2 separate regions of the Homo sapiens genome follow, and region 2 is linked to region 1. A link is a contact called in ENCODE Hi-C data. All regions are on one chromosome and are shown on one strand. Each heading gives the region's core, a stretch centred on a gene start or an enhancer-like site at or near the end of the contact. The rest is flanking DNA. Distances are from core to core; before and after follow the strand shown. Region 1 holds the start of SNRNP48 (small nuclear ribonucleoprotein U11/U12 subunit 48). Region 2 overlaps LOC101928004 (a long non-coding RNA gene).

Region 1 (2,797 bases), core at 134-2,633:
ACCCCTCTAAATGAATATTAAAGATTTTTTAATTTCCTCTGTGCTTTTAATACAATAAACAATGAATGGTATATACAGAAATCAAATATATTTTAAATGCCTCTGAGGAATCAGTCATGTAACTTAAACCCAGGAGAAATTATCACAGCATGGTAAACCCAGAAGTAATAGTAAAGATAATGAATTACCCCACATTGGAGCACTTCCCTTCCTCTCATTCCACCGAAAATACCCCACAAAAAAACAAAAATCACGAATGTTCACTCTAAATACACTTGCCTACATTTTTAAAAAAGCAATTCTAATGTCCACAGGAGTTGCCAGTTACCACCTCTTGGTGACAACCTTTAATAATCCTAGAATTGGTGCTGTCCCAGTCAGAAGTGTCCAATTTTAAGGCACAGAAAGGCGAACTGGCAAACTCCCAGCTCTCCTGACACCGAATCTGGTGCAACTGCGGAATCCGTATGACAGATGACAATGCAAACCGCCAATCCCTCTGCAGCGCTCTGAGACACGTTCACTTATTTTCTAAATAAATACCAAATCTGCCATTCCCTCCTCACTCAACACACCTTCCTGGATTTTGTTTGTTTGTTTTTTGAGACAGGGTCTTGCTCTGTCGCCCAGGCTGGAATGCAGTGGAGCGATCTCGGCTCACTGCAGCCTCGACCTCCTGGGCTCAAGCTATCCTTCCACCCCAGCCTCCCAAATAGCTGGGGCCACAGGCTCACACCACCACACCCGGCTAATTTTTGTACTTTTGGTAGAGAAGAGGTTTCACCATGTTGCCCAGGCTAGTCTGGAACTCCTGGGCTCAAGGGATCCTCCCGCCTTGGCCTCTCAAAGTGCTAGGATTACAGGCGTGCGCCACCGCGCCCGGCCCCCGGTTTTCTTTAAACTCGAAGTTGCGCGGGAGGAGCGCCGCACTGGAGGTCGATGTGGAGCCTTCGGGAGTTCCTCGCGCGCCCCAGCCCGGAACCCAGGGACGTCAGGGTTGCTCCAGGGCCCCCGGCGCCCCTCGGGTCCCAGGCGCCCATCGCGGCTCTGCACACGGACGAGGACTCCTCGCCCTTCCCTCCGCGGCTGCCAGTGCGGATCTCCCTTCTTCCAGAGAAGACCCCGGGCCGATAGTCCCCGAAAGGGCCCCGCGGCCGCGCTCCTCACCTCCGCCGCCTCCTCTTCCCCGGGATCCAGACTATCTAGGTCCCAGCCCAGGGACGCGGTCACCTCCTCCAACGTCCGGCAGCCGCTCTCCACGAACTCGTTCAGCTCCTCCTGCAGCCGCCGCCGCTCCTCCACAGGTGGAGGCTCGCCCTCCATAGCTGCAGCCCACCCGCCAAGAGGAAGCGGCCGAACTGCAGACCGCACGCGCAGGCCTCTGGGAGCTGTGGGCGGGGCCACAGTCGCCACGTGACTTGAACAGCCTATAGGGAAGAGTCCCGGGAAGGGCGGGACTGTTATTTTGAGAGGCGTTTTCCAATCTTTTCTCAGCTCTTGCGTGCATTTGCTCTGGCCTTTCCAGAAAGATATTCGCCCTCCTCGACTTCCTCAGAAAAAACGGCTTATAGCTACAGAAAAGTTTTAAAAATAGTACAATGAGCTTTCGTTTAGCCGTCCTTCAGCTCATTGTTAACATTTTGCCAGGTTTGATTTCTCTCCGTCTCTTCTCTCCACATTCACAGCCCCACCCAATGATTTTTGCTGAATTCTTTGAAAGTAAGTTGCAGATTTTTCACCCCCAAATATGTTAGCATGCATGTTCTAAGAATAAGAACATTTTCCTGTGTAACCGCAATACATGATCAAACCTAAGAAAATTAGTAAGTCCATAAAATCATTTATTATACAGTTCATATTCAAATTTCCCCATTGTCCCCAAAATTATTTCTATAGCAGTTTTATTTTTTCAACTCATAAGCTATAATTAGTTATTGTCTCTTTTAATCCAGATCAGCCTCCTTCACCCTCCTTTTTAAATTATTAAATCATTACATGTTGTGATGAGCCTAGGCCAGTTGTCTTGTAGAATCTCTCTCATTCTGGATTTGTCAGATTTTGTTTCCCTCATGATTAGATTCAGTTTGAGCACTTTTGCAATACTACCTAAGAGATGTTGCCAACTCACGGGGACGCATAACTCAGTTATATTAGTAATGCTAAATTTGATCACTTGGTAAAGGTGGTGGCTACATCTCTTCATTCTAATAGTACATTTTCCTCTTAGGAATTGGTAAGCAATCTGTGGATTATACCTTGAGTCCATAAGAATAACCTGTTCCCCAACTCCTTGATACAGTCCTTCACTGAATCTGTTGTTACATTAGGAGTTATAAGTGATTCCGCAATAGTATCATGCCTTTTATGTTTATTAACTGGCATTCTTTCCACACCTCCATTTTAGTGTTTGCTTCACTATGGGAATCAAGGTGTTTTTAAAGTTATTGATTTAAGGTTTTTTTTTAATTCAATATAATATACTCCTTTAACATCATAATTCTTGTTGATGCTCAAATTGTCCCAAATGTGGCCAGTGGAAGCCACATTAAGCCATCTGTGTCTTTCATGTATCCCTATTAGTCCTTGAATGCTTTCTTGCTTTGATAACACAAGCTTAACTTTGTACATTTCCTACCCAACACCTGGAATTAGCCCTTGTAGTTTCCCCAAATGGTTTCAACTCCTAGAATCTAACCCATTTTATATTACTTTTTAAAATTTTTTCAAGCCCAAGTGTCAAACCTTGGTTTCCTTTTGCACTTTGTTTACCCATGTGAAGGAACTGTGGGGGAATTTT
Region 2 (2,797 bases), core at 102-2,601, 840 kb after region 1:
TCATTTTAAAAAACGTGGGTTTGTTCAGCGGCATGGGCTCTGAGGAGACCCTTGGGATGTGTGGATACCAGCTTTGGTAAAACCAGTGAGCAGGTGGCTGGAGGGACACTGTGGCCCCTCCTCTGGGCAGTACAAAGGCCTCCTCCCAGGCCCAGCTCCAGAACCAGGCTCTGTGCCTTGTCTACCTGCTGCCTGGCCTCAGGCCTTCCTCCTCCTCTGAGGGCCCTGGCATCCTAGAAGGCTGGGCTGCCTCTTCTGCCTGCCCTCCTGCTCCCTGTTCAGGCTTCCTACAAACACCTTCTCAACTCCAGAGGCTGCAATTAGCATTTTACAGCAGACAATCCAAGGCTAACACAGATAATGTCATGGACAGCACTGCTTTTATTCCCCTCTGGGATTAATGTCCTATGAATAAACATTCCACAAAGCCTATATTCATAGAAACGCTTATGATGTGGAATTGGAGCCAAATGGTGCCTATGGACAGCCTGGGACAAGGGAGCGTGGAGAGAAGGTGGGCTCAGGGGGAGAGGGGAAGCTGGGGGCTGCTTGCTCAGTGATTTGGAAGCTGCTGCATTGGTACAGTGCCATCAGTCTTCGTAGGCAGGACTTCAGACCAGGCAGGACAGGAGACCAAGCAGGGAGCTCAGGGAACCATGTCAGTCTCCACAGTGGAGTCTGGACTCCGGAGCTCTCGCCACGGTGTCCCACAAGCAACAGAAGAGACTCGGGGGTGGCAGGGTGAGGGAAGTAACACCTATGAGCTGATCCGTTCAGCGGAGAACTGGAGGTGGGCTCATTTGATATTGCGATTGCTCAACATCAAATCCCTTCAGGAGCTGCCATGTGCTTGCTTGACTGATTACATTTTTGTTTTTGAAAATAAAAAAATCTGTAGTATAGACAGCAAAATGTTAAAGCTGATGAGTGGGTACTTGGGCCTTTGATCTATTATTTCTGCATATTTCTACGTATTTAAATTATTTCATAATTTTATATATATATATATATATATATTTATTTATTTAAAAAGGAGGAACTGGATATTCTTTATTTCATTTGGCAGAAGCTGTTTTGGGAAGTCCGTCTTACCCATGCACTTTCCCTTCCCACCTGCTTTGTGAAGGTTCCAGACAGGGCCAGGAACACTGCGTTCCTTGACCGGCAAGGTTTTGTATCCCTGCTCCCCCCTCCCCCTGCACCTCTGCAGAGGAGCAGCACAATTCCAGCTTTGGCATACCCGGGAACCCCGGTGCTGGCCTCGCTGCACCCTCACAGCTCAGCTAATTCCAAGACGTGCAGGCAGCGCACTGCCTCTGTCTCTGCTGTAAACAACCAGCATGAATCATCGCGGAAGTCAGTAGTCATCTCTCCCCCGTTTGCAAAGACTGGGGAACTGCAGCATCACAGGGTGACCCGCTGGAAGCCACAGAGGGAAGATAACCTGGAGGGAAAACTAGAGCTGAAAAGCTGCAGCTGGGATTGAAGGCTGGAGGCTGGAGCAGTGAGCCCTTCTGTTCTGAGTAGGGCTGGGCTCTCCCAGCAAAGGGCCTGTGTCACCAGCAGCGACCGCTCAGGGGAGCCTTGGTCGCTGAATGGCTCTTTGGGTGGTGTGGTCTCCCTCTGGCCAGACCTACAGAGTGGCCCTCCAGCACCCAGCCTTGCTGAGTCCCTGCAGGCCTGCTCTGAGGGAAGGGGCTGATAGTTCAGACGTTCAGAGAAGGTGCCTGGTGGCTCCGGAACTGGTAAGACTATGTTCCAATGCTCGCAGCTGCTAGGAGTTACCAGGAGGACGTGATCAGGAGAAGCACTTGGCTTGAGCAGAAGGCATGGTTTCTAGGAGACTGGAATTGTTTCTTGGACCCCACCTCTACTTCTGTCTTTCCTGGACATTTTGCATCCAGAGTATGCTCTTATAATGTGACCATCATTTTGCTAAACTGTTTGGAATAAATTATACCCGGAATAAAATCTAAGTGCCTAGGGTCCTCTCAGAGAGTTCCCTTGGGTCTGATTTTATGAGAAACCACTTGCTATAGCCTCAGAAGCAGTTAAGACCCCCCAAATATTTTCAAACCAGTGTAAGTGGCTTGGATTTTTAAAAAGTGCTCCTTTTACAGAGAAATTGTAATTTTGTTGTTGAATTATACATTTTTAAGTCAAGACTTGAAGTATAGTTACTACATCATCATATATAAAATGTTTTCTTTGGGTATGGCTGCTGCAGCCCTTAGAAACCAACGTCATCACTGAGAGTGTCACAGACTTTAACAGTCCAGCCTTCTGTTCCGCCAGGGCACTTGAGGATCTGTTCTATTTGCTGCTTTAAAATAACAGCCCTCCCTTATTCTGAGGAGAGGCAAGGATCCATCGGCCTGGACTATTTATCAGTGGTTTCTGAAGACAGGAGAATGTTTATTTTGTGAGAACATTTGTCCTACCTTAATTTGCAAGGGACTTAAAAAGTAGCCACCATGAAACACAATAGTAAATATTTGATTCTTGTGAAACAGGTTAATGTTTGTGATGGAATTTCTTCTACATCAGAGCACCTTAAAAATCATTTTCCAATGGTCCCAATTTTTGTGTTTTCAGAGCCCTTGGACAGGAGGCGTTGCAGGTGCCGGGCATTGGAGGGACCTCACGCTCCGCGTTTCCTTCCCTAGCAGAGCTCAAACGACCTGCTGCCGCATCGGGCATTGTTCTCTCCCTCCTCACCCAGAGGAAAGTCCCCATGGCCCATTTTCTGAGCTGTGCTTTTCCACTCTTTCGTAATCTATTATTGTGACCTTGAGAT

The links. Hi-C counts contacts between places; a loop is a spot of excess contacts on that map. Pooled maps may share reads with other maps.
Region 2: a loop to region 1 is called in a pooled map, with 6 times the contacts of the local background. The contact joins the enhancer-like site here to the promoter of SNRNP48 in region 1. A Hi-C loop is called at or near these places in 4 of 50 pooled maps.

Annotation. Positions count from the first base shown.
Region 1 is chr6:7,588,784-7,591,580 of GRCh38, reverse strand. SNRNP48 (small nuclear ribonucleoprotein U11/U12 subunit 48) reads right to left here and starts at 1,383. Exons shown (of 9, transcript NM_152551.4): 1 at 1,168-1,383. The coding sequence starts at 1,323. RefSeq lists enhancers at 1,159-1,308, 887-1,626.
Region 2 is chr6:6,748,722-6,751,518 of GRCh38, reverse strand. All of the region lies in intron 2 of LOC101928004 (a long non-coding RNA gene), which reads left to right. Among named protein-coding and RNA genes, the nearest start is that of LY86-AS1, 130 kb to the right of the region's middle. RefSeq lists enhancers at 1-269, 890-1,507. Within about 2 kb of position 1,351, at least 27 of the 41 ENCODE cell types and tissues checked have a DNase peak (open chromatin) inside an H3K27ac peak, as active enhancers do.